2 separate regions of the Mus musculus genome follow, and region 1 is linked to region 2. Evidence: chromatin loops called from intact Hi-C (ENCODE). Cell type or tissue: heart. All regions are shown on one strand. Each heading gives the region's core, and the rest is flanking DNA. Links, peaks and the distances in the headings are about the cores only. Region 1 holds the start of Bcl11b (B cell leukemia/lymphoma 11B). Region 2 has its middle 180 kb from the start of Gm33236.

The links. A loop is a pair of places that touch in the nucleus more often than their neighbours do. Peaks named below come from ENCODE experiments on the same cell type or tissue, not always from the same donor. Only the 100,000 strongest peaks of a DNase experiment are listed, where the experiment ranks them.
Region 1: a loop joins it to region 2, with 2.9 times the contacts of the local background. A loop is called at or near these places in 2 of 42 quality-filtered maps.

Annotation. Positions count from the first base shown.
Region 1 is chr12:107,991,599-108,007,986 of GRCm38, forward strand. It overlaps Bcl11b (B cell leukemia/lymphoma 11B), which reads right to left and starts at 11,816. Exons shown (of 4, transcript NM_001079883.1): 1 at 11,488-11,816. The coding sequence starts at 11,545. In heart, for the core only: a CTCF peak has its summit at 7,359; no DNase peak of the experiment used is centred there; H3K4me3 peaks cover 521 bases; H3K27me3 peaks cover 5,646 bases.
Region 2 is chr12:107,457,810-107,474,197 of GRCm38, forward strand. No RefSeq gene overlaps it. Among named protein-coding and RNA genes, the nearest start is that of Gm33236, 180 kb to the right of the region's middle. In heart, for the core only: no CTCF peak of the experiment used is centred there; no DNase peak of the experiment used is centred there.

The DNA of each region.
Region 1 (16,388 bases), core at 2,678-10,677, 530 kb after region 2:
CGCCGCCCAGAAACCATTAATTACACTTGAAAAAAGAAATCGGAGTTTACTTTAAAAGGAGCTCGAAGACAATGCTACGTAATTAATTTACCGATTTATCTTATGAAAAGCCACCCTGCCATGGTTAAAATGTAATCACAACCTTCAAGCTGAAGGTTCGAGGGAGAGACTGGATTTCCCGTAAACCGCTTGTCAGGACGGAAAAGGTAATTATTCGGTGCCTCCTCTCCCTTTAATAATCTAACATTGAGCAATACTGTTTATATTGAAAAGCTTGCACCTTTAATTACCAATTACATATACATAATTTCAGAGCCAAAGGAGAGGACTGCGCAAAGAGTCCTCCAGAAATATACAGATGCATTGTGCCCGCCCGGCACACAGGAAAGGAAGAACACCGACTGAGACATAGGAGAAGGGTGTCAAAATATTGTTTGGTCAGAAAAGAAACAAAAAGGGACAAAGGAAATAAACTGAGAAGCAAAACAAAATGGGGATGGGCGGGGGGCAAACTGAAATTGAAATTGAGAATTCAAACTAAGCAGGGAGGGGTGCTATCCCTGGGAGGGATCCACTGCCCGCCTCGAGCAGGCCTGGCAAGGCCTCTGCTCCTTACAGCCTTTGATAAAAATAATAAACCCACATCTCCAGCCAGTGTAGCTCTCTTTCCACAGCAAAGGGCTCCATTTCGCCTGTTAATTGAGTCTGCCTTCCTTACTACTAATATTATTGATATTATTGATATTATTATATCATTATTATTAATAATATCATTATTTTTGGCCTTTTCAGTCACGCCTACCCACCTGGACAGTTCTCATAGTATGAGCTCCATCCTCCTCCCTGTGAGGAGGTTTCAGGCCACAAAACTTCAAATCCATGTTGTAACTCCAAAGAAACACAGACCAGTATAAAGATCAGTAAAGGCCATATATGACTGTCCACAGTATCCTTCCAGCTCCACTCCTCCTCTGACCAGGACTCACTCCAAACCAGCATTCTTTCCTCTGTAATATCTGGTTATGTATCTGTCTGTCTGTCTGTCTATCTTCTCTCTGTCGGTCTGTCTTTTCACTACCCTCCTGCAGTAAGCCCTGGGAGCCCCAGTAATTGGGTTTGAAGGTCTCCAATACTGTTTATAACACTGCAGTGCTGGGGTTCCCTTTAGAGGCAAGCCAACTGGAGTACCCAAAGCCCTCCAGGCAGGCAGGCACACAGACAGACAGACAGACAGACAGACAAGCTGTGCCAGCTCACGCTTAGCTCAGAACGTAGATCTGGGCTTCCACTACTAAAGGAGTTAGGAGGAAAAGAAATCAGGAGAAACGTAAAAACTACCTCCCCTCCCTCTTCCCATGTTAAAAGCAAAACGCTTGCCTGTGACATCAGGCTGGCCCTGCCAATGTCAAGCATGGGCTTTCCTCTCCCCGCCCCCAGGCCATGTGTGGGTCCCTGTTGCTAATGATTCTCTCCTGAAGAAGGTGGCAAGGTCAACGCCCCCCTCCCCACCTTCACTCGGGCAGCAGAGTCCCACTGAACCCCAACTTCTGTGTTAGAGTAGATGGACCAGGCAGCTGACTGGGCCTGGCAGCTCAGGGAGAGGCTCTCAGAGACACACCAAAGGCTGTGGTTTCATTTCCGCTGGCAGGCGGATATGGGCTGGGCATGTAATGTGTGTGCATGTGTGTGTGTGTGTCTGTGTGTCTGTGTGTCCCTTCTAAGAACTGTACCAATAATGGAAGAAAGAAAAGGGACAGAGCCTGTTGGCCAAGACCTGAGTACAAGGAGTCTGTCCCTCTGGGAACCCTGCTTGCCTGCCCTGAACTGAAGATGTACGTCTGGCCCAGACACTTGCATCTCCCAGCTCCGAATCAACCTCGGAGGATCCAGCCACTGCTTACACAGGCAGAAAGTCCCAAACGCACACAGAGAGAAGAGACAGATGAATGCAGCCATTCCAAGCTCAAACTCTAGATACTGGCCCCCTCCCTCAACCTCATCCTGTAAATTCAGCCTTAACAAGTAAGGCCGAAAAGCGTTCCCCTGAAAAGATACGTGCTTTCCTGAAAAGCTCCAAGCGTCAGGCAGCCTGCAAACCATGACTACCCTCAACACACCTCGATCAGAACAGGGGCAGCAGTTGCTAAGATGTTTGACTCATTAGGAGGAAAATGAATGGACGGATGCAGCCGGCAACTTGCTCAAATGTAAGAGACCACAGGATTGGAGAGGGTTTTCAAATATTAAATTTAAGGCACGTGAGCAAATATATATACATACATACACACAAATACAGAGAGAGGGAGAGAGAGAGAGAGAGAAGAGTTAGATTTTCTTTTACAACAAAACCACATTTTATTTACAAGGCTGGGCCTCCTCCCAGCTGGTTAAACGCATTTAGAGGCAATGAAATCAGGCTTCACAAATAATAATAGGCATCACTGTTAAGTGGAAGAGGATCCCTTGATCCTAAGGCAAACTTCCCCAGTCTCAGCTCCGCTGGGAAGGAATTTGGGACAGAAGACAGAAATGGAGAGGAGCTGTTCACACTGGCTCAGCCAAGCAGCCACCAAACCTCCATCAGAGGGCATTACCTAGCCTGAAAGTCCCTCTGTCACACAGATCCTAGGACCCTGCCTGCCCTGGTCCATCAACAACTATCTTGCACCTGCCCCTCAGGGAATTCCAGCCAAAAGATGAGCTGTCCTCAGGCCATGGGGTGTGTGCACTGCTACACACACACACACACACACAAGTCCTGCACGCACATGGCTGCAGGCACACACCACACACACTCCTACACTCACATTGCTGCAGACATACACACATATATAGACACAGACACACAAACAGACACCACACACACACACATTGCTGCAGACATGGTACATCATGGACTCCTGTCTCCCCTTTGCCTCTGGTCAATTCCAAATCTCTATTCTTAATAGCTAACTCACGGTTAGTACTGTTTCAATAAGGTAGGAGGAGACAGTAAGGAAGGATTGGGGGTGAGGGACAGGTTGCTAAAACAGTGTGCTGCCAGCGTCACAGCCCCCATCACAATGTGCATGCATGTTTACAAGAAATGTTCAGCATCCACCGAGCTCTGCCTCCTCTGACTGGAGACTTTATGCCGGCTACCCAGGAAGCTAGAGACTTGGCCAGCTAGCCCATGCATAGGGAGCCTCTTGTTCTATTCTGGGTGGACACTCAGGAGGGGCCAAGACACCAAGAGACACAGCAACAGTAACACCACCTACACGGCACCCGGCAGAGCACACTTTCTGAGCTCCCATCAATTTTTAATTTATTAGATCCAAGGGAAAATAATCGCCATGGGGGCTGGGGGAGGGCTGACTGGGAGAAAGCAAGAGTCAGTTCTTGGGGAAAAAAAATGATCTACGGCTGGATGACGCAAGGCGCTAGGACGACGACGAAGAGAGGTTTTATGAAGTTCTCCACCTGAGGGGATAATGAAGTGCCCAGAGAGGAGATGGAAGCCAGAATGAGGCGCATGCTGAGAGGATTGTCCCTTTGGGGCCACAAAGGGTTAGGTCCCCAGCAGGGTCCTCCAAGGACCTAAATAACAAGGTCCAGTACAAGACCTATACATTCTAACCCACCACATCTGCACAGGCCATCAGCTCGCTCAGAGGGTTTAGAAGTCCTGCAAGTCCCAGGTGTCACTTCCCTGCATTCCCCTAAGACCCTCCAGAAGCCACCTCCCTGGAGGAATAGGGACACACACACACACACACACACACACACACACACACACACTCCAGGCTGCCACCCTGCCTGCTTTATGTGTACACACTACTCAAATTGAAATTTTTACATTTTTTTGTTTGTTCGTCCATTTGTTTGTTTGTCAAGACAGGGTCTCTCTATGTAGCCCTGGCTATCCTGGAGCTAGCCCTGTAGACCAGGGTGGCCTCGAACTCAGAGATCCACGTGCCTCTGCCTCCTGAGTGCTAGGATTAAAGGCGTGCGCCACCACACCCAACCTGAAACCTTCCCCATTTCTGACAAGTGGAATAAAGACGGAGAGAAATCAGTCAGGTCGGGACGTGAGGACAGAGTGGGTTTCTCCTCTGGGAAACTGACCAGGATTGGGGCTGACATGACCAATGTGGGGCATGATAGAACCTAGTCAGCCTGGAGGTAGGGAGTTTCTGAGCCTTGAAGACGTCCTGGCTACAGGAGTATCCTCACTTATACAGCCTTGGTTGATTGACTCTAGGTAGGGAAATCCTGTGATGGGGACAGCAGACAGGGGACCCCTGTCCGCACAGACTGCCCTATAACAGCCTCACCTTGGGGGAAAGTCAGACTGATTAAGAACAGCCTCTAAACATCTTCTAAAATGCTCTACAGGATTAGTCCAAGCCCCTCCCTCCCACTGCACACAAACACGGTTCAGGAGGCTAGATCCCCTCAAAACTAAGAAGAGACTAAAGAAGGAATAAGGTAATTTACACTCAGGCATTCTCATAGACCCTCACCATACCAAAAAGTTAAAATGAAAACCTACGCCCGGGACAAATGAGAATGAATCAATGAATCAATCGGCTTTGATAAATAAAACAGCTGCCTTTTGAAAATAAGGAAGGGAGGATTAAAAAAAAAAAAAAAACCATCAACGGTAGAACACCTTTTAAACACATTTGCCCATGACACTGCAAGTGCCTTCCATCTTCAGAGCCACAACAGGGCTGGCAATGATTTGATATAAGAGCGTTCTCTGTGGCCAAATGAGAGCATTTGTTTTGTTTAACATTTTGGGTTTTCAAAGATACAGGGGGAGGATTTCCGTGGGTACAGCGGAGATAGGTTGTCTCTACGGGGATCCAGATACTCAGACAGCAAGAAGCCTACAAGGGCAATGGCTCCTTCCCACACCTCCTCTCTCCAGGGTAGAAATTTAAACATGACTCCAACTTGGTCTTCTTTCGTTTGCAGCAGTGCCCCTGTCTGAGTACTTCTTAATGGAAGTAATATTGGCACTTGCTTTCTTAAGTCCCTCAGCATGCTGTTCTACAAGGCCTCTTAGCGTGGATCACAAATGTATTTGTAGTTTAGCAGTTCACTAGAACAAGGTCGTAAAAAGTTACAGCAAAACAGAGGATTTTTTTTTACCCTCTTTTTTTTTTTACTTTGAAGTTACTTAATTTTGTGTGGTCTGGCATTGCATTGCAGTAAATAGTTCGAGCTGGCTAATTCCACACCCAAGCAAATTATCAGCTGCCACGAAGAATGAAAGAGAGGGAGAGAGAGAGAGAGAAAGAGAGAGAGAGAACAAAATTCTAGAATATCAGCAACTACACAAAAGACTTGCATATGTCAAAACACCATCCAGAGTCCCCGGAACACAGCTCTGCTCACAATCTAGCACCATTCTGACAGGAACCAAGAGGCTGCTGTGTTCCCCCTCTCTCCCTAGCTCCTGATGAGGGAGGGCACAGAGCTATGCCCAGCTGACAGCCTGCTTCCAGCCATTTTTTTTTTCAGCACATCCCGGGAAAACCAAGCACTTGGAGTCCACAAACTAGAGGCCTGGGGAACAGAATGTGGGCAAATCTCACAGGTCTGCATGTAGCTCCCCAGGATGGGAGATTTGTGAGATCCAAGGAATCTGCCCCCCTGACAACCCCCTCCCCAGGCAGGATCACATGAGCCATGGTATTAGCAGCTGTATGACACAGGACAACCGTCCTCAGCTTTCTTCTCTGTCTCCTTTCAGACTAAGCAGGATCAAGTATACCTACAGTTAATGAAGTCTTCAGGGCAGGATGCTCTGCCAGCATCAATACCTTGACCATGATCATGTGGTGCAGGGTACAGCCCCCACCCCCCCCCAAAAAAAGAGTTCATTTTTCACCTCTCCTCCCCAGATGTGACATCAGCATTAACTTGGGGACCAAAATCCTTGGAGAGTTTAAGCTAAAAGAAAGGCCCAACCAGGCAGCCAAAGAGTCCTTCCTTCATGAAAAAAGAGGCTCTCAAAGGAAAACGTCTAGCTGCCGGCTGTCCTATCACCCCTGATAATTTTTTTTTTAACGAATTGAATGTCTGTGTTGGTGTGTAATCACAGTATGGGAAGGACCCCAAATTCCAAGGCAAATGATTGGGGCTTCCCATAAACTGAATTAAAAACAAGCAAGCAAAACAAAGCAAGCAAACAAACAAACAAACAAAAAACAGTTCTCTGTAGGCTACAAACCGTTGCCCAGACCCAAGATTGCGAGGTCCTATATTCCTCATAGTTACCCTGTGTTTGCCTCCACGGTATGCTTACAACTGGCCAGACGCAAACATTAAATGAAGTAGAGACACCATCAGATAAATGGCTGGCCCTCTTCCTCCAGCCGATGACAGCTAAGGCTTTTGTCTGACCTAATTTATTTCTCTTTCAGGTTAGAATAAAGCACTTTCCTGTGTCAGGGCAAGCTCTTCAGCTTATCCACTGAACTCGCGCAGACGACTCCAGTTCACTGCGCTGTCTGTGCATCTCACAAACTCTAAAGCTAAGACATCGTAGATCTAGAAACCCCACCATCAACACATACATATCCCCCGGCACTAAATCACATGTTTGGGGGAGCGGTGGAGCATCGTGACATCCATCTATGAAGGGAACTCTCTGAGGTGCAAGGCGCACTGGCCCCAGCAAGCACACACTGCTTGCAAACAAAATCACCCGCACTGTTTGAATTATGCTATATCGTTAGGGAAAGGGTGCTTGCACCCTTAGTTCCGTGGACTCGCGGTGGAGAAGATGGGATTGAGGGCTGTTATCAAATCGGAGCCGAAAGGATCACCATCTATCAGGTTGTCTTGGGTCCACGACCCCTTCAGCAACAATTCACAGTGGTCCCCCACCCCACCCCCGGGGAACACTAAGATGGGCCACCCCTAAAATGATGACAGCTCTTCCCAGACTCCCTAGGTGGACTGTGAATGCTTAAGCAACAAAACAAAATGTTTAGAATGTCAAGACCATGGACAGACCAAGGGGGAGAAAAACACTCATTCAGGAATAACAATTTTAATTGTTTAAAAAGAAAAGGAAATTGGAGGAAAAGAAAAAACCGCCTCCCCACCTGCCAGGTAAGGAGGGGTTTACAAATCGATGCCAATGGCTTGAAAATAGATTTCTCAAACTTATATTCTCATTTTGTCCTGCACAAATCTCTGCAGGAAAATCAATATTACAACTTCACGCTTAAGACATTTTTGCAGCGACACAAACTGCAGCCGCTGCTGTTGCAGCCGCCGCAGCCGGATGTGCTGATGGACGCGGGTTCCCAGGCACAGCGGCCAAGGCACCGCAGCCATGACACGGGCAGCGAGCGCCCCCTAGCTGACGAGAAGCGCTAGGCGCGGCTTGGAGCATCAGGCATTTTTACCCTTAACCAAAAGCAAATGGTACTGAAAGTTTACTTTGGAAAGTATTTTATCACAGCAAGCGACAGAGAGTGCAAAATGGATGGATAAAGGTGAGGAGGATCGATCAGGAATCAAGTGTGATTAGGCGTTCAAAACCTCCTTGCTGCTGTAGGAAACTGGAGTCCGTAAGTAGACTGTTTTACATGGATCCATTTCACCTGAAATTACTGTCAAATGCATCATCGAATGCTGATCTTTCCTCTGGCCAAGGAAGAGCTGCTGGGTCCTTTGGAGTTAAGCTGAAGGGTGCATCTAACCATCGAATCCTAATCTTTCCAAGTCTCTCGGGCCAGCTCCCAGGACTGAACCCCAAGACTGAACAGTTGACTCTATTTTTCTGTTATGAAACACCCTGAAGACTAGATAAAATTTGCCAAAGCCAGGGCTCATGCAGATAGCAGGCTTCCCCCTCCAAACAAGAAACAAGCAGATATACAAAAATCTTTGAATAAGAGAAAAAAAATCTCCTCTGAAAATATGGGGGCTGTTAAAGTGTGCTCGTGGTTGTCTTCACTGGGGTGCGAATTACAAATGAATAAAATTAACCTGGCATGACACCTTTGAAGAACATGTTTTTATTCTCCCGTGGAATCCGAGCTGCTGACATACCACACTTCAAACGACACGGGGTTCCCTTCTGTGCAAAGGGCAGACAAACTTCACTGCCCCTACCCGACTATGAAAAAGAGAAAGAGAAGAAGAAAAAGAGAAAGAAAAAGAAAAAGAGAAAGAAAGAAAGAAAGAGGGCCCATGTCCTATAAATTTATCAGAGACGCAGTTTAGTACGATAAGTGGACCATTATAGGTATACTGTATCCTGAGGTTCAGACAATTGTCAACGTAGCCGCCTTTAAAACATACAACAACCACAAAACCCAACCTGAAGAGGCATTGAATGGCTACAACCAGCCTCACTCTGCGGCAAATCTTGGGTCTCTGGCTGCTGTGCAGGATCACGAGTGCATACAGAAAATTGCTATTCTTCCTCGGGAACCTGTTGGTGGGTTATTGAAAAGTTGGCTTCATTAAGGGCCTGTATAATTGGCCACTCCATTTTACCTCCACGTTTCCCTCAGAAAAACCTTTGAGCTTTTCCACGGACCTCAGACTGCATTTCCTTCTGCCTGACCCTGCCTGGCATGGCTGGTACAGGCCCTTCCTTCTGCCTGGCCAGCGGCTGCCTCCTGCGTTACCTCCCTAGCACCGTTCCCCAGGCTGATCTGTGTTTGTTTTTCCTAATGTCTGTGTCTGCCCTCCTGTTTGAAAAGCCGCATCCATCTGGGTCAAACATTTTGAAACAAACCAGAAGCCCAGATCTTCTTTTCCAGCTGTCTCCCACCCCCTTAGCTACCTCAGTCCTCTTCCTACCCATCCTGCCTGAAACCGTAGCATGCTATGAAGCCCTTCTCCTACCCTGGGAAACATACACCAAGATCAGGGATGCCATTTCTGGGCTTTTTCTGGTTTCCTAGGCCATCAGTGATTCTAAGTTGCATCATCTCCAAAGAGCCTTTAGCTGCTGCCCCACAGGCCCAAGGCTGCCACCCAAGTGAAAACGATCTGCCATGTTTTAGATGGTTTCCTTCAGATCTGAAATCTCACATGGGAGTGACTGCCTGTAGGGGCTGAGATAACACCTGCTCTGCTGGCCAGTCCTTTTGCAACCAGGCCTCCTGTATCCCCTGCTTCATAGCTAGTCACATTCCCCAGGCCACACTGTATCTCCTGCATCCCTGTCTTATCCCTTCTAGGCTGTTTTTCTGAACACCATACGGACCACTCTCCTTGCTTACCCCCCTGAAACAATGCCCAGGCTCCCAGGGTCCCCAGGGTCCCCAGAAGGCAGGTAGACTTGCTCAGCAGCCTGGCCTCCACTGCCTCTTTTCTCCCCAGCACTTCTCTGCCTTCTCTGCCTCTCCTGCAGGTCAGCTGGCTTTTCCCAGATGCTCTGAGAAAGGGTGAGACAGAGAACCAATGCATGGAAGGATGTCACACGAAGCACCCCTGAACCCCCCCCCCCCAGACCCAGCTGCCACCAGTCCCTCTGCTCAGGGCTTGTTCAGGATGTCCCAGGGATGCCCAGAGAGGGACAGCAAATCTATCTGCTTTTCCCCTAATACGGCAAATGCTCCAGAGTTGGGGGCTACCAGTTTCTCCCCCTTCCCACCGACTCTCTCCCCTCCTCAAATACAATTCTGGTAATTATACAGGGGATGGGGGTGGCGGCCAACTGCCTCCCGGACAAATTAGGGTCTGGAAGTGTGGAGGTTTTTAACAACCACTTCACCTAAAGGTAGGGAGGGACTGTAAAATAACCCGTGGCTGCGGCGTACTAAAGCAAGAAAATAAAAGTCAAGTGGTCAAAAGGACCTTGATGAGACCAGGCTCAAATCTGGTTGCAAAACATTTTGTTTTAAATGCAACCAGCAAGTCTCCTTTGACATTACAACACTGAAAAAAAATAAATAAGACTCCCCTTCTCTCCTCCCCTTAAGAGACATCCCTTTCCTAAGAACCTCACTTTAATATATATGCCCCACAAGATAATAACAACAACAACGACAATAATAATAATAATAATAAACGCACAAATTCTTACTAAGGTGTCTGCGGTAACAAAGGAGAGAGGGAACAGCAATAGCTTCGAGCAGATGGCTCCTGTGCTGGGTTGGAGGGGAGGGGAGAGCCCCTTTATATATTTATTTATTTATTTAAATTCTTTAAAATATAACATAAATATTCGGCTCTCGACTGCAGGGCAGCCAGTCCTCAGCGGCGGCCGTCATTCACAGGCTTCTCCAGCTCCAGAGCCGGGAGCCCGGCCCCAACGCAGCGAGGTGAGCGAAGGATTGCAAGATTACAACCTGCCTGAGGTCTCGATGGCACCCAGAGGAAATTTTATTTCTATTGCAATAAAAAATTTAATAAATAAAAAGCAACCGCGACCAAAAAAAAAAAAAAAACCCGCGGGGGAGAGACTCGCGCAGGCTGCGGCCGGGGCTTCCCAGAGCTCTGCAAGCCGACCTCGCCGGTGGCAGCGCGGGTACCCGGCTGGCTCTGGGAGAACTGTGTACCTGCGCGGCTCGCGCTGGCGTTTTCTTTTCTAAATGAACCCAGCTGGGGCGGTGGAAGCTGCTGAGAGTCTGCCCTGCTGCCTGACTTTGCAAGCCCCTCCACTTGCTTGAAATCCGGCGGATTTGCACCGCGACCTGCCTTGTTTATTTAGATGGGAAGATGAAAGATACAGAGATAGAAAGATGGATAAGAGGATGATAGGTATTTTCTCCCCTTCCTTTTTCTTTCTCTTCATTTTTACTGTTATAAGAGCATCCCTTTTTTTTCCCCACTCATGACTTTTTTGTTAACTCGTGGCGGGGATTTTTTTTTCACCAACCCAAAACCTCCCCCCCACACCTTTTTTTTTTTTTTGAGTTGGGGGGGGAAAGAAGACAAGACCGTCCCAGGAGACGGAGGTGGGGAAATGAGGAGGGGGTGCTCCAGCACAGCAAACAGCTGCGCAGCTGGATTCTTTTGCAAATAGCGAGAGGAGGGGAGGGGACGGCGGCTTCGGAATCCTAGCAGCGGCGCGGTCGGCGCCCAGCCTGGCGGGGCGCAGCGACCGGGAACCCGAAGCCCGCGGCCATCCCTTTCCCCTGCGGGTCCCTGGGTCCAGGGCGCTCTCGGGGCTCCGTCCGCCCGCTCCTCCGAGCGCGGACCCACGCGCTCGCCAACTTTTCCCGGCTCCCCCTCCCCCTCCACTCCTCGGCCCCCTCCCCCTCCTCTCCAAACCCCGCCACCAGCGCCGCCGCCGCCACACACGCCGCTTGGAGGGCCGAGCGTCCGGCCGGGCTCGGCGCGCACAGCCGCCTGCAAGCCCGCGCGCCCCCTCCCCGGCCCGGAGCCCGCGGCGGCTGCCCCCGGCTGCAGAGAAACTTTCCCAGAACCCCACGCTCGGCCGCTGCTCCCGGGTTGGTGTCCCCAGCCCCGGGCGCCCGGAGCCCCAGCCGCCGGCCCTTCGCGCGTGCGGCAGACACTTACGCGTGATGAGTTCCCTCTGGGACAAGTGCTGCGGGTTGCCCTGTTTGCGGCGGGACATTGCCCCGGCATCTATTCTGGCATCGCCCGGAAAGCTGCACAGATGCGGGCCGGGGAGGGGGTCTGAGCCGCCGCCGCCGCCGCGCCTCCTCCTCCGCCCGGGTTGGTGCCTCTGCCCTTCCTCTCTTCCTCTTCCTCCTCCTCTTCTTCTTCTTCGTCTTTATTTTGCTCTTTCTTCTGGGCTGTGTTTTTGTTTTTGTTTTTGCAAAAAGAAAGAAGAAAAAGCCAGGAAGATGGCTTGCTCTAAAATAGAGAAAAGGCTAAAATAAATTATAAAACTGCTGTTGCTCGCCGCTGGCTGGCCGGTTTCTTTAAAAATATATTCTTTTGGAGGAAAAATATCTCTCACACTTCTTCAAAGTGCTTGGCCTCTTAGACTTGTAAATGTCTTCTTGAAGTTACGCCGGGTTTTGCACCGGCCTCTGACACTTTTCTTTCGGGGTCTGGTAGGTGGAACGCGCACTTCCACCCAAGGGGAGGGGGGAGGAAAAAATGCAAACAAATTTCAAAAAAGCCAAAAAAAAAAAAAAGGCAAAGAAAACTTGGGGACTTGTCTCGTACCCCCTCACCCCGCCCCCTCAAAAACCCAAAAGCAATGAAAAGCTGCCTTGGTTCGGCTCTTTCTGGGTTTTCTGCGCGCTGCCTGCTTTTTTTCTTTCTCGGAGGCTGACCCCTCCGAGGCTCTGGGGGACTCCGGGAGCGGCTCCTTCCCGGGTCACCTGGCAGGCTGGCGCCGGCCGGAGGGGCTGCGGGTCCCCGCGTGCGCTCCCCAGCGCTGCCCGGCGCCGCGGGCCCAGGGGGAGCGGGGCTGCGGGGCGGCTCGCCCAGTGCGCCCGGGTCGGTGCGGGCGTGGACGGGAGCTATAGATTGCAACGTGAAGATGGCGGAGTCCGGGTTCTCCGGGAGCTCTCGGTCTCTCTGTGGCTGGGGCTGCCTCTGTACAATGGGATAAAATTCAAGTTCAAGTGCGGACGTGACGTTTAATCTGCTCTAGAGACAAAAAGACCCAGAGAGTCGGAGCACTGGGGGCGACTAGCGGTGGCTTTTTAACATTGTACCCTGTAAGAGAACAAGAAAGCACACACCGAGACACGCGCGCGCGCACTCACACACACTCGCCAGTGCGCACACCCGCAACCCAGGCCGGCCGGCCACACGTGCAAACTACTGTTTTTGTAAGCTGGTCTTATCACCGAGCACCGGTAGCGCAAAAGAGGGTGGGGGGGGATAAATAAAATAAAATCTTGTCCCCACTCACTCTTCCTCCCCCGGGAGCCGGACTCCCTGAGAAAGGGGGCGGAGTGCTGTGTGAGTAACTGAGGTACACTGAGTCCAAGCAAGTCCAAACCCACCCACTCGAGAAAGAGGGCTGGAAACCACGGGCTGGGGGAGACTGAGGCGACAGATAAAATTGTTTTCCTTCACTCTCTAGAAAAGTAGTTACAGTTGGTTTTACTTATTTGGAGAGGGGAGCATTTTGTAGAAACTTCCAAAAAAGTGTCTCCATATAAACCGTTGGGGGTTGGTCGTCTCAAACAACAAAATTAATGATACTGAGGGGCACAGTGGGGGGGGGCACATTTTGTTTGAATCCCATTCCAGAAGGGTTCTTCGCCCTTCTGGGCCCCATTAACTCCTAGGGGTCAAGCACTGCCCCGCCCCCACACCCTAGTCTCCTTGGGAAGCACGCGCTAGAGGGACGGGTTGGGGGGCACTCCACGTGGGAGAAGTCTGGGACTCACAGACCCAGAAGTGGGCGTGGTCAGCGCTGGGAAAGGAGGGTGCCTCGTAGCGGCGACCCCCCCCCCAATTCCCTCCGTGAAATCTCTGCAACCTGGAAGTCGTCCCCCTCCTCCATCGCCCGGGATCGGACTTGAAATTGCTTGTCCGACCAGGAAGGACAGAGCCGCCTTTTCAACCGTTTGATCTCCAGCCGGCCAGGACAAGGGGAGTTGTGGGGGCCTGCCCGTGGCCCGGGGACAAGGCCAGGCTGCAGTCCCGAATGCACCGCCCCCTCCCGGCGCTCTCCTCCTGGAGACCAGCTGGGTCTACTGGATAACCTGGCCTCCCGCGCTGGGCGCGCCAGTAGGCTGGACCCCTCTCCCTTCCCCGGCGGCCAGGGCGGGTCGGGGCCTGGCTGGGGCTGAGTTTTGTGGTGAGCCTGGCTGCACCACCCTCACTCCGCCCCAGGCCCGGCGCCCCGGCTTCAGCCCAGGGATTGGCGAGGCTGCAAGGCCTCCAGGCGAGCCGCCTCTCCCGGGGCCTGCTCCTCAGGGGGCACCTGGGCTTTTTGTTCATCCTGAAAGCCATGGGTGGGGCCATGGCACCAAGGAAGAGGCGTAGTGCTAGGAGCAAGGAAAGAAGGATCTCTCTTCCCTTCCCACTTCACCCAAAACAATCACTGTACGATGTGCCCCGGCTTGCAGTTTCCAGCGCTTATGGACTGCAGGGTCTACCGACCGAGGCGAGGCTGAGATGATGCTGGTTGGGGGAGGGCTTGCACCTCCTTCCGCAGGCCGCGTGTAGCCGCCCACTACCACACACACATGGGCACCCCTCCACGTGGTCCAAAGTCTGGAAGCGTCTCCTCTCAACCCATCCCGTCTCACTGGAAAAAAGAATTCTAGGAAAGTGGCCGAAGTAGGAAAATAATATAACCCACACCCACCCTTTAATAAACTTCCCAAGAAATCCATAAACTGCCCTTATCCGCACACCCCCGCATCAATTTGAAAGATCAACTAGCCTTCTGTCTCTTAGACTCGCAGATGGGAAGGAAGGCCAGAGAAGGATACGACTTTGCCCAAAAACACACAGCACATCAGGGGCAAGTCTGGACTTAAGACGCTGCGCCCTGCCCAAGGCAGCCTGCCACCATGGGCGCGAAATTCAAACACGGCCCTCACCTTCTGGGGGAGATGGCTACGAGTACGGGGGAGCGAGCCAGGGGCCCGGGTCGAGGGAGGAGGAAGAGGGGCTCTTTCGGAAAACAGGGAGCTTAGGGGTCCAGGAGTCAGCTGCCTGCTAGAGCACGGGGGGACCGGGGACAGGGCAGCGGGAAGCAGCGGCCGCAGTCCGGACTGACCCCAGCAGGTCCTCCCCGGACCACGCGCTACCCCGACGGTGGGAAGGCGCGCGCGCTGAAGGCTGGTGCAGGGCCCGAGCTGTCGCTGTCGCCGCCGCGCGCTCCACCTCGCGGCCGCCAGCAAGAGGCCGCCCTGCCCTGCCTGTGCCTCCTCCTCTCCCAAGAGGCGCCCGGGCGCAGGCAGCAAGCGATCCCAGCTGCCACTCCAGTCTCCTCCTTTTCCCTCTGCCCGTCTGGCACGGCTTCATTTGCGCTGAAAGCTGTTAATGTCTGGTCTCACAGCTCCCCCTTTAGTCTTGCGGCGCTCCGTGTCTCCGGTTCCCAACCAGATCAATAGCTGCCTCTCTGCCGACCTTGACCTCTTGCTCGACCCGCCTGACTTAGGCCTCGGGCTCCAGGGTATCAGCTCTGGCTCTCTCTGCGCTCTGTCATACTGGGCTGGAAATCAGTAGCGTTTGCTCAGGACCTTGGGTCAGGCAGGTATATCCAAAAAAATCCTTACACAGATCTACCCACCTACGACGAAGCATTGTTTAGAATAAAGTTCATTCACACACACACACACACACACACACACACACAGAGGGGTGGGGGTGTGCAGGTGGCTACCCAAAAGAGTGAAGGTTCAAACGTGGGCCTGAAGCCCTTGCATAGAACCTTAGCATCATTTCTCCTGTACCTGCGTTTGGCCTACTGTGTGCTCTACTCTTGACACAGACCATAATCAGATAAAAATAAATGAGAGAGAATAAATATGAATGTCACAATGCTTTGCTCTTTCTTGCCCAGCTTCACACTGCTTTCTCAGAGTGAATCTCCACAGCCTGCGTCCCTTTAAGGATAGGGGAGTCGTCCTTCACAGAGGAATTGTTCAAAAATTAAAATTAAAATTCTCTTCACCGAATCAAAGTGCTTTTTTTTTTTTAAACTTGCCTGGGGTCCTAACTCCCTGCGTGTGCTCCGTATGACAGGCACAAGTGAGGGCAGACTGGGCAGAGCCTTGGTCAAGCTTTTTGCTTAAAATTCCTTGAAGAATTTTCAATCCTTTAGGCACAGACTGGGACCAGTGGAAGAGTCTGTAATGTTGTCTTTGCCTTCTGAGCTGTTATATTTTATCTTATGTCTTTACGAAAATCTGGATCGATCTAGATAAGCGCGGGGAGGGGGGCGGGGGGGGGGGGGGATGGGAAGTCCTGGAGTCCTTGCAGGAAAAAACAGACATTCCGTTTGTTTTTGTTATCTTCTCCCAAGGATCCTCCCTCTGAAATGTAGACAGATAACTTTGGAGCTGTCTGAAGTCCCAACAACACAGCTTTACCAAATTGGTTTCATTTCTGGTGCTTTAAAAAAAAAAAATCTGTGCAAAGAGAAGGCGAATCTTCTCATTTTCACAAGTGTGGGGCAAACTCAGAAGTAAGCTATGCCTGCTGCTTCTGTTCCCCCAGGCTCCAAACCTTATTGACTGTGAAGACTCAGAAAACTCAGTGAACGCTCTGATCGGAGCATCTACACCTTTTTGAGAACAGAAGCCCCCAGCCAGTCCTATACACACTAAGAAGGCGCCCAAGATGATCTTGATGGCTTTCCTGGTGATTTGAAATCCTTTCAATTTAATTAACATATTTAAGATGTGTGTGTGGTTTGTGGACTCCGTTCTCTCCCTCCACCTGTATGTAGGGCCCCAGGGACCCACGTCCTCGGGCTTCTCTGCAAAGGCCTCTGCTGGTTGAACCATCTCTCCTGCTCTGCTTAAAACCAT
Region 2 (16,388 bases), core at 2,853-10,852:
GATTTCTGGCGTCAGCTCCGGACTTATTAAATGCAACTTGCTGTGGTAGCTCATGCAATTTATGTTTTTAATTTTGTAAATAGTGCGTAGCTGTTATGGTCAGAAGAAGGGTGTGGGCCCGTACATAAGTAAATATAGCATTCTGGTTACATCATCCCAGAGCTGCAAGCTGTGGCTTTGTTCATCACACGGTGGTGCTGACAGCTGCCCTGCAACGGCCACTGAGTTATAGCCACCCTCAAAGGGAGAGCGGGACAGCATGCGGACCTTGTGACATGACAGTCACACAGATGCTCACAGTCAGAGCCACAAAACACAAGCCCCCGGGAAACTTGATCTCATATCCTAGCCCACACCCATCCTTAGGGCCTCAGCTTGGCCTCGCTCTCCCTCGAACACTCCTTCACTTCCCATGTCTGCTCTTGACAAATCTGAGCAACTGGGGTTCCAAGTGTGGTTCTGATTGCCACGCCAAAGGCTCAGGAGAGGCAGAATGGGAGAGAAAGAGGCTCTGCTGTCCAAATAACATAATCTGAAAACAAACAATGCCATACGTACCCATTTCTTTCCACTGTGCACATCCTCCGATGTGAGTGGCTAAGATTGGTCATGCTGTCGGGAGGTCAAAGGACAAGGGAATGTGAGGTGGACTGGGGAAAAGCCTGCCTCCTTTCACTGTGACAACAGACTTCATTCTTCTTGGCCCTCAGAGTCCCCACTTGTGATTCTGGCATCTTCCTACCATTGGGGGGCCCCGGGCCTGGCTTGGACTTAGGCAGCAAGAGTTGCTGATGCCTTACTTTGAACAGTGGGATTTTGGAAAAGGAGAAGCCAAATTTTCCGATTGCCCATAGCCACTTCTGCCTCCTCCCGAACCCCTGCAATTACACAAGGCAGAAAGGGGCACAGGAGCAGAGCCACGGGGACTGAGTGATTGGGACTGAGGAAAATAGAAACAAGCTGGTCCTTGCTGACCTGTCTTGACACTTAGGGCAAAAACTCTCACAACTCATCTGGGACTCAGAGTCACCCAGCTGCCCCAAAGAACAATAGAAAGTATCATTTAAAACCACTGAGTTTGGGGGTGGCTTGTAGCCATAAGGTCACAGACAGGTACTGTGGGTACTGGAGAGATGGCACAGAGGTTAAGCATGGGTACTGCTCTTACAGAGGACCCAGGTGTCAACCCTACCATTTACTTGGTAGCATGTAACTATAACTCTAGCTCTCAGGGGATCTGGACCTCCCTTCTGGCCTCCATGGTCACCTGCATTCATGTGCATTCATCTCTCAGCCCTAACACACACACACACACACACACACACACACACACACACACACACACACACAGAGGAAATACATCTTTTTAAAACAGAAAGAAGGAAACACTGTGGGTCATAGACTGAGAATCAACTTCTTTGAACTCCTAATACCAAGTGAGATTTTCCCCCAACACTCTAGTGTCACTGAAGGAGACATTGATGCAATGTCACATGGTCATTCAAAGCTATACCAAACCAGAAAACTGATCATTTGTAAAACTGGCCTAACAGTTAATTTTTAAGGACATTTCTAAGGACAGTGCCCTCGTTTCACCACAGTCTGTGAGAGACAAAAGCTCTCCATCAGTGTCCAGGGTTAAGAAGAGACCAGTGAGCCCACCCTCTATGGGTAGGGTGACAGTTCGGGGTACCCCCATCCCATGGATGGGGAGGGGACTTTACGAAGCAACACTCCCAATCTCTGCTCATTCTCCAAGCCAATCATCGAAGGTCTCTGGTGCCTCTTTCCCCTCCTCTCCACGCTCTTAGTCGAGCTGCCCCATTGCCTCCCATCTCTCACGCACTCTGTCCTTCTCCTGCCTGCTGGACCGGGAGCTGAGTGTGGGCTGCTTTGCCTCATCTGACTTCAGTGTGGATGGGGCACTTGCCAGTTACATGGAGTGGGAAGACAATACAATGCCCACCATTCAAGGCTGTCACAACTCAGGCAGCCCTCCCTGCTTGGGCCCACCTGGCCCCTGTCAGCTCTCTCTCTACCTTGGGCATCAGTAATGGACACTTCTAGATTTCAATCCAAATGTCACACCCAGACTCAAGCTCTTCACCCCAGGCCTCTGTGCTTGTATCTCTTACTGCTCGCTCTGCTTTAATGTCTATCGTCAAGCCAGTGATATAGCCACCATGGATTCATTTTCCCAGAGATCAAAGTTCTCCTCCTCCAGAGGTCCTACTGGCTCACCCAGGCAATGGTGCACACGCGACTTGACACTTGCACGGCATTCCAGTATCCAGATCCCCAAAATTGTCATCTTAGGTCAAGATTCTTACCCTACAGTGCAGCATTACCACCCAGTTCCCGAGTATTGATGAATATGACAGAAAGCCACCTCTTGTGGTTTGAAGGACAGTGCACTATGTTGGGGCACAATCATCGGTGCAGCTCAAGAGGAATTATCTGTGTCCTCAGCTGCTCCAGCTTCCATACCTGTCCTGCTGGCCTCTGGCTCTTACTGGCCATCGTTCTCTGACTCCGAATCTCTATTTTCAAATATCAAAGTCAAGGCCAAATGCAAACAGTCAACTGTGGGTTCATTCTCCTTCTGTACCCCTTGCATGGTGGCATTGCATCCTCTCCCGGGGAACAATGAGGGGGCCTCTTGGTTCCCCGATTTCTGCAAAGCCACTCCACTTGCAAGCATTCCAGCAGACTCAGCGTTAGCGACATTTGCAGTTCCCTCTGCCTTTCCAGCCTGGCGTGTGCGTTTTTCATACAGCGCTCCAGGCGATTTATGTTGCCGTTTGATGAAATATATATTTAGAATGCTTAATATGCATATTAATTACCCCATAAATGGCAGTGACTTTTTAAGAGCAATCTCACTCCATTGTACGAGAAACATTTTTGAGGGTTCTGAGGAAAAGTAGTTGAACACATGCTTTCTTTTAATTCCATATGCCGGAAATGAATCCTGCCATACCAGGGAATGGTTGACCGTCTAGATCCAGGGTTCTGTGTCACGTGATGGTGGAGCATCAGCCGCCCACATGAAGTCATTTGGATCTCATGCCCTAAATTTCCAAGCAGCCAAACAGAAAATTTTTCTCCATACTGAATTCAAGTTCAGAGCAAATTTTAAGGCCCCTAATTAGGAAATGATGTGTCCTTGAACTCCGAAGGCATCAACAACTACTGTTTGCATTATGCTCATTTTTTTTTAATTTATCTAAAATCATCTCGGAGAAGATGCCACTAGTTTCTTCATATAGAAGCTAGGTCCTGGGAAGTTTATGTGGTTTACAGGCAGTCGTACAGTATATAGATAATGTGATCAGGTTTAAAGCCAGGGTTTAAATACAGCTGAAAACCGCAAAGGCCACGTTGGTTTTGACTCTAATTACTGCTGTGGAATGAAGGAGGTTGAAGCTGTGCGTTTTGTTTCTTACAAGCTTGAGGTTGTAGTGCTATCATAAACACCATGACCAAAAGCAACTTGCGGAGGAAAGGGCTTCTTTCCTCTTGTTATGTAATAAAAGTTTTCCCGGGGAGATGCAATGCACACATCTACTCACCCCAGATAGGGAACCCACAACAGACCAAAGGACAAATGCCACTAAAGTTCAGGCTCAGCAAACCAGTGAGCTTTGCTGGGATTCCTTTCAGGAAAAGGGATGAGAGGTTACTTCAGGAGCAGAAATGACTCAAAGACACTTGCATCAGCAAAGACTGCCCCAGTATGGGTGAAGTTCACAACAGCTGGGTACCTGGAGCACAGTGCATACCACCTGAAGGTGACTCAACAGGTTAGAGTGTCCTTCCCCAGTGATGTAGTAGGTCTACACCTCTTCCAGGCAACTCAGCAGGTTTCTGTTTCTTCTAGGCGCTGGTCTGGTTTCAAGAGTCTTCTTTGCAACTTGGCAGCATTTACTCTAGCATGGGGGGACCCAAAGAGTCTGGTCAGTTTCAGGAACTTCCTGAAGCTATTTTTGAGTTGTTTCTCTTTCAGTTTAAACAACTTCCTTGTGGGATGAAATATTTCAACCTCAGAGGGAACTAGTACACAATACCCTTACATGTCCACAACCCAGTCCATGATCAAAGGAAGGCAGGGCAGGAAATCAAGGCAGGAATGTGGAGGCAGGAACTGACACAGAAGTCATGGTGGGGTGCTGCTTACTGCCTTACTCCTCATGACTTCCTCAGCCTGCTTTCTTGCAGAATCCAGTACCACAAATCCAGGGATGGTACTGGACTCATAGAGAGCTGGACCTTTCCATGTTGATCATTAATCAAGGAAATGCCACACAGACTTGCACACAAGGCAATCTTGTGGGGACATTTTCCCAGTCCAGCTTCCTTTTCTAGATAACTAGTATGTGTCAGGTTGACAAAAAGCAAACAAAACAAACCAACAAAAAAAATCTTAACAAGACAATTTCTATCTGCTCAACCAATATTAAACACACAAGAACACACATGTACCTGTGCTCACATACACATACAAACACACACACACACTTATAAAACAAATTAATGTGTGTGTGTGTGTGTGTGTGTGTGTGTGTGTGTGTGTGTGTGTGTGTGTGTGTGTTTTCCAGGGAATTTGCTTAAGCAATGGAGAAGACTTTCAAGTCTGGTATCTACAGGATAAGACAGCAGACAAGAAACTCAAATATTTTCCAAATTAGCAGCTTGAGCTCTTGAGGTTTAGAACATTGGGTTAAGAATATTGATGGTAACAAAGTAACCATCTTTACTTAAAGGGAAACCACTGTAGATGTTCGCCACGCCTACAAAATGCCGCCCTAGCAACACCTTAATTCACATGTGATTAAGCGACTAGGTATTAGAATCTAACCAAGTTAAAACTCACCTTCTTAGGACCTGAGCACTTCAGCCTAGATTCTAGTGAAAAGTCCTTGCAAGTTTAAAATAAGACCTGAGAGATCACACGTCTGTCTGTTCAAACTCTATACAAGCAGAATTATTCGTTCATTGGGAATTTTTAAATAAGAAGTTCTGAATCTGCTGATTAGAGTTCTAGCATTGTTTGATGCAAAACGGAAGTCCAGGAATAGAGTCAGGAGCTGGTCCGGTTCCTTAGAGAGAGATGAGCCTAGTAGAGGTGTCACAGGCATTATAGTGGGAAGAAGGTGCTTGTATGTCTTTAAATTCACTGTCATGGTCATCACAGTCACTGAATAGTATCTGTACCTTACCTACTTTCCCCCAAAACCTGGGGTTCCTTTAATTTCCCAGCATGTGTTCTTATATTGAGGCTATCTAAGGAGTATTTTTAAAGTACGTATAATGGTCTATTGATAATATGTATTTTTGTGTCTATGTGTGTCTGCACAGATCTTCTTATCATGTGGAATCTTTTAAGCCAATTTATTTCTGTCTGTATTTCTGAAAGAAATGTAACTGTTGCTTGCTATGATTATATGGTTTTTTTTTTCAAATTTCTCCTTGCGTTCCCAATAATGTCACTCTGCATTTGGGAAGCTGGCTGTGTCCTCTGCATAAAGATATGTGTGTAGTAAATCTTCCTGGTGTGTGAGCTCTTTTAACCTCTGAACCACCTTCCATATTGAACTGTAGGCTAGACTAACATTTTTATACAAATGCAATTTACTGTAATCTAGTACCTATATTTCATATTTTCTCTTCAAATGTCCCATGCTTTTAGTTTTAAGTAAATCAAAAGCTAGCTTTAAGTGAAAATTCCTTTCTGGGATTCATTTTGAATCTTAGTGAAATCCCCACTCTTTAACCATCTTACATTCTATTGTGACGGAAATCAGGGGAGGCTCTCAAGACTGGAGCCTGAAGTCAGGAAGGAAAACGACTTCCTGGCTTGCTCAGCTTGACTTCTTATATAGTCAACTCAGGACCATCTGTGGGTGGTTGGCACCACCCTCATCAATCAATTGAGAAAATGTCCCCACAGCTATGCCTGTGGGCCAATCTAATGGAGGCATTCCTCAATTTGGAACTCTTCTTTCCAGAGAACTCTAGTTTGTGTCAAGTTGACAAAAACTGCCCAGCACACCTACGATGCCATGTTTGTCTGGAGTACTAGTGAGCCTCCTTCATTACAGCTCTATGGAGGATTCTTGCCTTTCTGCAAAGAGCCAATCACTCCCTCCTCTGGATTATTTGCGCCTCATATACACTTCTGTTTTTAATTATCACTCTAAGTAAACCTGTTGATTTTCGTGTATTTATTCCCACTAGTCTATCAGCTTCGTGAGAGGAAAGGCTACAAGCTGTTTGCCTTAAAATACAAAGTAGAAAATAGTTAAGTCTATAAACTAAACACCTACCTTTGTGCTTTGGGCAATAAGACACAGAAACTCACAGATGTTCATTCCCTATACACCTTCAAACCTGTTACCTGCTCCTAAGAATAAACGGAAAGTCGATTTTAAAGAGCTGTTATTTGTTCATTTGTGATGTGCATTTGCGTATATTCATGTGCAACTTCACATGCTTGTGTACACATATGTGTGTGAAACAGGAGGCCAATGTCTAGTGTCTTTCTCTGACTCTCCACCTTAGTTTTTGAAGGTAAGGTCTCTCTTACTGAAGCTGGAGCTCACCAATTTGCCATCCAATAAATATTCAGGTACCCTCCTGTTCCAATAACCTCAGAGCTAGGATTACAATTACACCTTGACATGTCTTGTTTGTCATGCATTCTGAAAGAGTAAATTCAGGTCTTGGTTGTGTGGCAAGCAGCACTTTACAAACCAAGCCACTCCACAGTCATTGGAAAGCTAATGTGAAGTTGCCTTCTTTGAGGACAATCTGGCCTCTCTAACCATAGACAGAAACATCACCGGAAGTAAAAGTTCAGGGGATTATGTGCCTTTCCACCATTCTCCCTAACTTGTAAGAAACGGGTACTTTATCAAATTATTATAAATCCAATACTCACATGTGTGCATGTCATGTCTCACGAGGCATTATTTTGTGACAGTGAAATTATCAAGATTTGTATATAGTTAGGGATAGAAAGGTAATTATAAAATGGACCTATAAAATGTTCCTTGGTGGGGATTTCCATAGCCTTCCCCAGCCTTTAGAATGAGCAATGTTGCTTCAGCACCACGGACAGCGACTCACGTCACTTCTGGTCTCCAATAAAGCAAGACAGATGATTTTCAGTTTCATAAACTAATGTGGAAAAAAGAGAAAGAAATATGGAGAGAATAGAAAGAAGAAGCGGCTTACACTGGTGACTGACATCTCAGAGCTAAAGTAGGGAACCTCTGAGCTGATTTCAAAATATGTGCAAAGCCATATGTGGCAGTTTAAATCCATGGTTTGAGGCATGTATAGCATAGTGCTCTATATGGATAACTGTAAGCACATGCTTGTCCTTTGAAATAAGCCAAAGGTCAGTAGGGTGAGTGGGGCATCGTGAGACGCTCATTCAGGGAAAGCAGAAGTCATAAGGTGACTAAGGGCAAGTTCAGAGACAGACGAGTGCAACGGAAGCTGATGTAGAAGGACACAGAGGAGAGACGTGTTTGCCCTGAGCAGTCAACACTGAAAGTATGTCAGGGCTCTCTCACTCTTGCAGAGAACACTTCTCAGGAGGGTTGTGATGAGGGGTAGGAGCACAGCTGAGTTCGACAGCTTCCTCTCCCACTTGACGTCTCTCTTTCTTCATCTTAACATGACCCTGGTCCTTAAATTTCTTCACTGTGTTCCTCCCCGTGGCCCAGGATATTCCTTGCTAATCGCTTCTCCTTCCTGTTGAGTAATGGATGATCCTACAAGCCAGTGAAACAAAAGCTTGTAGTACAGGCCAGAAAGTCTTCTAGACTTTTAAACATCTCACAAGATGTCGAAGTGTCTGTCTCATTATTTATTCTGCCCCCATTCAATACTAGTTTGGTGAAGTGTCTGACAGACATGAGGCCAAGTTCGAGGGTCACGGAGATGAAGAAGATGTGGCTCTGCCATCAGGGAGATTTTAATCAAGACAGATGTGTGAGAAATCTCTTGGCAGAGCAGAATGCCAAGGGAACTAAAAAAGCCATGGTCATGTGTGGAGGGCTCAGAATGTTTCTTGAACCACGAACTCACATTGAATATTTAATATATCGCCTCAAAACAATGCTAGGTTGTCGGTCTTCAATGCTCTGACAATGGTGTGAGGTAAACAGAGGGAAACTGAGGCTCAGAAGAGAGTGACACCCTTCCCCATGTCGCAGAGGCAGCATATGGCAAACACAGCAGTCTGTCTTCTTTCCCTAAGAGAGGAAATTTTCACCCAAGCCTGGATCCCCTCCAAAAGAAGAGGCAGACATTCGAGTTGAGCCTTGAAGAGCCAGAAGGACTTTGTCATGATGTCACCTGTGAAGTGGCAGAGACGAGAAGGAAGTCAAGCCAGGTGAGCTGCACAGGGTCCCTCACCAGGTGATGAGCAGCCCCAGGCACCATCCTCAGGGGTGTCTAGGTGTTTCTGCACTGAGACCCCACATGCCCCAGGGTGGTTTCCATGACAACATGAACCCCCCTGATGCTGTGACACATCTCTGCCTGTCTCATTCTTCATCATAATTGGACCAGTTGCTGCTCATTGCTTACCTGATTAGTGGGTTCACTAACCCAGCAGAAATGAAATCTAAGAGGATTAAAGTGGGGGAGGGGGCATAGATAATACAAATTGAAAACAGTAGCAACTGCAGCCGAGCTTTGGATTAAAAGTTAAGAAAGTGAATCAGAAATATTTTTAAAGAGGGGGAGGGAGGACAGAGAGGTTCAAATTGTGATTGAGGTGAGTCCCTTTGTAGTCAGGCAAACTTGCAGGCTATTGTTTCCAGACTCCTGCTGGTTCTCCTGGGAGAAGACAGCCTTTGCCTGGCTTTCCTGGACCTCCTAGGATCTGGTGTGGTCCTGCTGTCTGATCTCACTCCATTGGCCTCCTTTTCTGCTCACTATAGCTGCTACAATGTCTCCAGCACAGCCTCTTGGGACCTCACTCCCTCTGCTTGCTTCCTTGCTTCCTTGCTTTCTTCCCCAGAGCCTATCTCTCCTCCACTGCTCCTGGTGGGATGCTGCTCCTTCCACACTGAAGCACTGCCACCTTTGAAGCCAGCTGCCTCTCTTTACTGAAGTCACCTCCTGCTCCCTGTAGCCATCCAGCTTTGCCTAGCTTGTCAGTCACTAGGAGCTTTTCTGCTTCTAAATAACAAGGTTGGCATCCTTTCTCCCTGGTGAGCTGAGAACTCAGAGGGAGATGGCTTGCCTGCTCTGGGAATATGACTTTCACTTGCTACATAGATATGGGTAGAGGGGGTGGTTGAATGGCTGAGCAGAGGAGCCCATGTAATTGGCTATGGTAATACACCATGCCGGCATTGCTTCAACTTCAAGATGCCCTGGGGTCTCCCATCCCAGGAGGAGGAGTTTGAGATTCCACCACCCTGAGGGAGCAGCCTTAACTCCTTCCTCAGTACCCCTGGGCTCCAGCTCCTGCACAGCAGGCTCTGCTAGCACCTGCTTCTGCCTGTTGACATCAGAATCTCAACACATTCTCTCTCTTCCATAGAAATATTCCAAGTCTGATTCTAGTGCCTAGTTTATCAATCATACTTCCCTGAAGCTGTCTCTGATTCTTCCACCGCACAGCAAATCAACAACTTCCATTCTCTTTTCCTGCCTCCCTCATTCTCTCCCCCACCTCCTCCTTTCCCTCCCTCTTCCTCCTTCTTTCTTCCCCAGCCCTGCCTCCTCTTACTCACTCACTCCCACCCCCTCCCCATCTCCTCTCCCTCCTCCCCTCTCACTCCTTCCCTCCCTCCTTCCCTGCCTCCCTCTCCCCTCTCTTCCCCTCCTCCCTCCCCCTCATTCATTCTCCCTCCTTCTGTCTCTCCCACTCCTCCTCCTCTCATTCCCCCCTCTCCCTCCTCCTCTCTCCCTCCCTCACACCTTTCTCCCCCCCCCCATATGTGTGTTTGTATTCCATTCCCAGTTTCTATTCCCTACATTAACAGTGGACTCTCCAAGGACCGAGTCCTTGTCAGGTTTCACTGCATCAGCTGCTCACACTGTGCTCACACTCATGTGTGTGAGTCCCTGGTACCTTTAAAGCCAGACTCATAGGGTGGCACTGTGTGTGTGCACTACCCAGAACAGTCAGCCTGCACACAGAATGGCCTGGGAAGCAGGAACACATCAGGTGACAAGCTGTGCTGCATGCATTTCACACCCTGGTTGTGGCTCTTGCTCCTAGTGCTCACCACATCACTGTGCAGGTGGACTCCAGGCATGGAAACTAACCACTTCCTCCCTTGATCATCCACCCAGAACCTCACATCGTCTTCCTCAAACCTCAGAACACTTACGCAAAGGAAGTTCTGTTCCATGTCTCCATTTAGATATGGGGAAACTGGAGCTCAAAGGAGGCTAGTTAGAATGACCATTGTCACTCAGCAATAAGTACAAGTGACAAAGATTCAGATCCAAACCTTGTCTTTCATGTTTTACTTAAATTTGTATTACTCATAAAACAAGTGGACTATATGGATATGTGTGTGTGTGTCTGTGTGTCTGTGAATGCACATGTATGTATATGTGTGTGCACAAGCATGTATGTATATGTGTATATGATAGAGACAGAGAGACTAAATATGGAATACTCTGGAACAGGGATTCTCAACATTCCCAATGCTATGACCCATGACCCTTTAGTACAGTTCCTCATGTTCTGGTGCCCCCCCCCATCATAATATTATTTTCTTTTTCTTTTTTTTGGGGGGGGGGGAGGGGTTGGGTTTGGGTTTGGGATTTTGGGTTTTGGTTTTTGGACACAGGGTTTCTCTGTGTAGTCCTGGCTGTCCTGGAACTCACTCTATAGACCAGGCTGGCCTCGAACTCAGAAATCCGCCTGCCTCTGCCTCCCAAGTGTTGGGATTAAAGGCATGTGCCACCACTGCCCAGCCATAATATTATTTTCATTGCTACTTCATAACTGTAATTTTGCTACTGTTACGAGTTGTAATGTAAATATCTGCTATGCAGGATAAATGACACATGACCCCCAGGTGGGTCATGACCTCCAGGTTGAGAACCACTGTATTGGAAGTTTTATGGCTTGGCTTCAAAACAGGCTCTAGAGGCATCATAGGCAATCTACCAAAGGTGAGCTGGCCTGATCCAGCTTGAGCGCCCATCCTGTCATTAAGTGAGAGATTTGTTCACTTGTGTCTATCCCCAGACAAAGAACAGGACCACTTTCTCAATTGGTGCCTTCAAAATGGAGTCACAAGTGGGTTTCAGTGAGGCCTACAGGGGTCACACAGAGTCAGCAGTACTTCTTGGTTACTCATGGTAAAGGACCTTGACCCTTCGCAGGCCTCCTGTGGAACCCACTCACCTTGTTTTTGTCATCTGTATGGCATGCTTTTTTCCCTTCCCTCCCTCCCTCCCTCCCTCCCTCCCTCCCTCCCTCCCTCCCTCCCTCCCTCCCTCTCTTTCTCTCTCTCCCCTACCCCCTCTCCTTCCTTCCCTCTCACTCCTTCCCTCCCCCTTTCCCACCCCTCCCCTCCCTCCCTCCTCTCCTCTCTCTCCCCCACCTCATGATGTGATAGCTAGCTCATCATGATGATAATAAGGATAGCTTTATGAAGGTGTGCGGGCCACCAGATAAGGCAGGTAGAGAGGACTTTGAGTTGTCAAATACAAAAACATTATCCCATTTTGTTCTGGTCAAAGTTTGTTTCCAGGTACCGATGAACCCTGTTCCCAAAGACTTGTGTCTTAGAAGAAGTCATTGTCTTCATAGTTAAGAGTGTTTTAGTGCTGAAGTCCAAGAGCTCTAAGCCCCTGGTGCATTTAGATGACACCAAGCATTGAGAGATCCTGGACAACATATGGCAGACCCTTGCTAAGAGAAAGACTGGACCAAAGAAGGACCAGTATCTTCTACCAAGCATGGGCTAGAGTCCAGCCGACCTGCAGGCTTTACAGGGCCAGTCTCAGTGGCCATAGCAAAAATACCAGAGACAGGGGACTTCTCTGGACTCTGGGGAGAGTGAAGGTAAGTGGGTGGTGTTAAGAGCTCTGTATGGGGGTGCGGGCATGGGCAAGATGGTGGCCAGCAGAAAAGGATTAGCAGTGCCCTGGTGGATTTAGTGGTAGGACTTTTACAGTGTGTTGGAAGCGAGGCCAACTGTACTTCCTTCCCATACACCCAGGCTAATTAACTCTCTCTGGAAAAGCAGAGCTTAAAGGATTATTGCCTCCAATAGTAAAGTGAAGGAGAGGCTCCTTGTCCCCAGCGGACTCATTTGAGGGCACAAATAACTTCATTATGTATTGTTAGATCTCAGACTCATGCTGTGGAGAGGGCTTGGAGATCATGTATCTAATGTCCTCGTTTGCTCCTTAGACATGTAAAGCCAAGTCCTCGGGGAGGAGGTCTTCTCCAGGGAAGAGCAGAGACCAGCCTGAATCGGGAATTCTTGTTGGTCCAAACTTGGTCTTCAAGGCTTTCGTAGGGAAATAGACACTAAGGCCTGAGCATAGCACAAGACTGTGCTTTGATTGTAACATGCCTATCAGCCCCGAGCCCAACACAGACTGAGTATCCTATAAATACATCAGTCCTTGAGCCTGAGCCCTTGTGATCAGAGTTAGCCTAGTGCCTCCCACACTGAGTGGTTAAGGAGAGTCATATTTTGGTGTCATGGCTTAAGGGAAGATAACACATGGCACACGGTGAGATTTTGAGAAGTACCCATTCTCTCCAGGACTCAGCAATCATTTCTGGACCTTGACCCAGCCACTGCGCTAAGGACCAAAGGGAAGTGTGTACAAAGTATCTGGTCAACGTTGGATGCCAGTGCTGGTGAGGGCATCATAATATGGTTTTGAAAGATTTTCATCCTGTACCCAGATTGCAGGCTGAGCAACCCCACGAAGCAGGGAGCTATCCCAAGGATCCCAGGTCTGTGGCCATAAGGATGAGCAAAGGAGTGAAGGAAAGATATGAGGAAGGGGAGGAGGGGCAGGGCATGGGAACACAGAGAGGAGAGAGCCGTGGCTTTGCAGAGTGCACTGCTCATGAGACAGGGGAAAAGGTAATTTGAGAGCTGTGGCCTCCGTCTGCTCAGACTCACTCCCAAGATAAAAGCAAAAGAGGATTAGGTGACCTGAGGGGCCGTGGTGGGCCTCCCATCCCCACAAGTGCACATGGGATAAGAATGTCAGTTATTAGCCAAGTGCACGGTAATTATATTTAATACTGACCCTGACTCTTTTGTCCTCGGAAGTCATAAAATCCACTCTGTCTAAATCTGGGGGGGTGGGGGTGGGGGTGGGGGCAGGCTTCTAGGTGACCTGTGGATCCTGCTCTGTCCCTGGCTGGCGATCAAAAGGAGGCTGTGGGATGAATGCTTAGCCCCTGAGAGAAGGTTCTAGAACATCATCACACAGTACAGAAAGAAGATGTAAGCAGAAAAGGAGTCTAGATCAAGACCTGGATCCTGGCTTGGCCCTTCAATATCTAAGCTGCCTGGAACAAGATAACGGCATGTTCTTAAGCCTCCATTTCTCTCTCCCATGCCTCCACTCAATATGCTGTAAGAGTATCAAAAGAAAAAAAGGTTCCCAGTATTGAGGTGTCCCTCTGCAGCCTGGAGGCCCTTTACTTGAATGGCTGGATGTGGGTGGGTTCAGGACTTTGTGGGCTTTAGGAAATGACTATAGTGTGAGCGTGCTGTTCTATCGCTCTCTCTCGTGAAGGTTCTAAAGAACTCAGCTCCTTCGTGGCCTTCTCTCTTCCTCCTGGTGTTTTACCACCCAATGGCATTGAGTCACACAATTGTTACTGATTTTTCCTCCTTCCTTGTGTCCAGGAAAGTGAGTAGTGGACTGTAATGTTCCCTTGGTACATAAGATGTGAATCAACTACCATCACCTCCTGGGGCATTGGAGATGCAGAGATGGACCCGACACACCTGATTGGATATTCTCTGGTAACATCAATACCAGCTCAGGTGTTCTAAGAGCTCTGCCCAGGCCAGCAGGAGGTTAAGCACCTTCCACAGATCCCATTTCTTCCTTCCAACAACAGTTCCTTTCAGTGGCTGAGGATGTCGGTCCCTGTCTGACCAAGTGGTAGAGAAGCAGCTTGCTTGAGGTGGCCACGGAACCAGCCTCTCTAGATCTTAGTCATGCTGTCCGAACCTCAACCTATACACAAAGAGATGGAGTGGACAGGATGGGGAGATGTCAAAATGGAGGCCAATGGGTGTGGGTTCTTGTGGAATGAGAGACCAGTACACCCCGACAGTATCAGTAAACAGATGATTTCCAAATTCCACCAAACTGGCCATCTGGAGGCAGCTAAAACTGCTGAGTTACTCAGGCCCAGATATTACAATAAATTTACCACCCTCCTCCTTGGGGTCTGACAGTGTCTCAATCTTCACAGCCAATGTTTTCTTAAATAAGGCAACAAGAAACTGCATTGAGCCTAGAGGCCGCAAAGTTCAAGACAGGTAAACTAAGTATATCCTTGAGACCATTGAAAATTGGGCCAACCTCCTACTGTTTGCCCTTCTAAGGGTGAGGTGCACCTCATATTAAGATGTTCACAAGGCAAAACTACTAACCATTCCCACCTCAAGTCCTTTCAAGTTCTGCATCTGAGCCCACAAGTCACAGTAACAGCCTGGTGACTTTATATAGAGGTAAAGAGAAACATGACCCAAACACCTGGAGCCATCATGACCCACAACCCATGGTAATGGTCGCTGGTGCCATATCATGGACCCAGCCATTACACACAGCTGACGGAGGCTACAGAAGATAACCCCAGATGGGTCTTCACCAGGTCTTCCAACTCCCTAAATGTAAGGCTGACGCAGGCCCGGTAATTACGATTGTTGTAGTTTGTCTTTTTTTGTCTCCCTGTGGGAAAAGCCCTAAACCCCAGATGTGGGGACCTCAGGTGTGAGATTTTAAAATGACCAGAACCAGGGAGCTCTACCCAATCTATTCCCTGAGACCCAACTTTCCTATTGCATCCAGAGACTACTTGGGGGATAACTCACTTATTGTGGGGAGCAGCTTGCCCTGAGGTTGTGGGCCCACTGGCACTATACTGACCAACTTGATGGCCCTGAGCCGCCAGAAGTCAGCTGAATATGACTGTGCCTGGTGGGTTGTGAAATTGAGTCCTCCCGGGGCTATACCGTTCCTTCACAGCCCCAGAAAGACAACTGTCGCCAGTTACCGGTGGTCATGAGCAATGCAATCCCCTATCTATGAGGATTGGGGCCTGGCAGAGAAGACACAACCAGAGCGTGTAGTTGTCAGAATCAATCCACTGATACCCAGAACTTGTATGTGTCTATCTTCCTCTCATCTTTGAACTTTGTTTTGAACTCAGATGACACTATGTTGTGGATAAAGAGGAGTTCACTCCTGTCATCTAAATCAAGAGCTAAAAAATACTTTATATTTTCAGACATCTTTTCTATGTCTTACTTCCCTTCACCTGTACTTACTTGTGTAGCCCAAGACAGAAATGAGCATTGCAATTGCTTTAAAATGAATCTCTCTCTCTTAATTTTTGACAATTTATTGGGGGTATATATTCACCTTTATCATTGCTAAGGATAAAATAAAATTGCCTCAAGGATCCTGATAACACTTGAATGCATTACAAATTCCTTCTGTGGACGCCTCCATGACAATGACACTGAGGGTGTCCATACTATCTCATTTAATCAGTCCTCTGGGGAGGCAGCATCCTCCTGCCCCTGTTTAATAGATATTGAGACTTAGAAAGGTCAAGGTTGGTCACAGAGCCCCCAGTCACACAGCTCTCAGCTTGTCAGAGACAGAGCCTGCCTGATCTTGAACCAAACACCCCTCGTGCTTTTCCAAACAGCTGCACCCCAGTATAGTCACTGCAGGGGAAATACCTGGGCTATTTAGAGACTCTCCCACTGACTCCCCTTTGGTTTGGAAACTAACATATTTTATCTTCATGTCTGGTCAAAAGAAAATTCTGAATGTATTCCAAAATAAAATCCTGAGGCTAATATACTTTTCTATAGGCTTCTACATAAGAAGGTTCTTGTGTGAAACCTTAATTCATCTGCTAGTTGTGTAGGAGGCTTGCCTAGATTCATTTTCCAAACCTGCCTTTGAATATCCAACTAGGATTTGACCCATGCCCCCTTCTGTAATTCTTTTTCCACCAGGCACAAACCCAAACTTTGGTGCACAAATAGGAAGGTAGAGAAGATGTCCCAGTCAGTAAAGTGCACCCTCAGAAGTAGAAGGAAGCAAGCTGGAGTCTCAGAACACACACACACACATGCACACATACACGTGCACATGTACAGCCACACGTATGC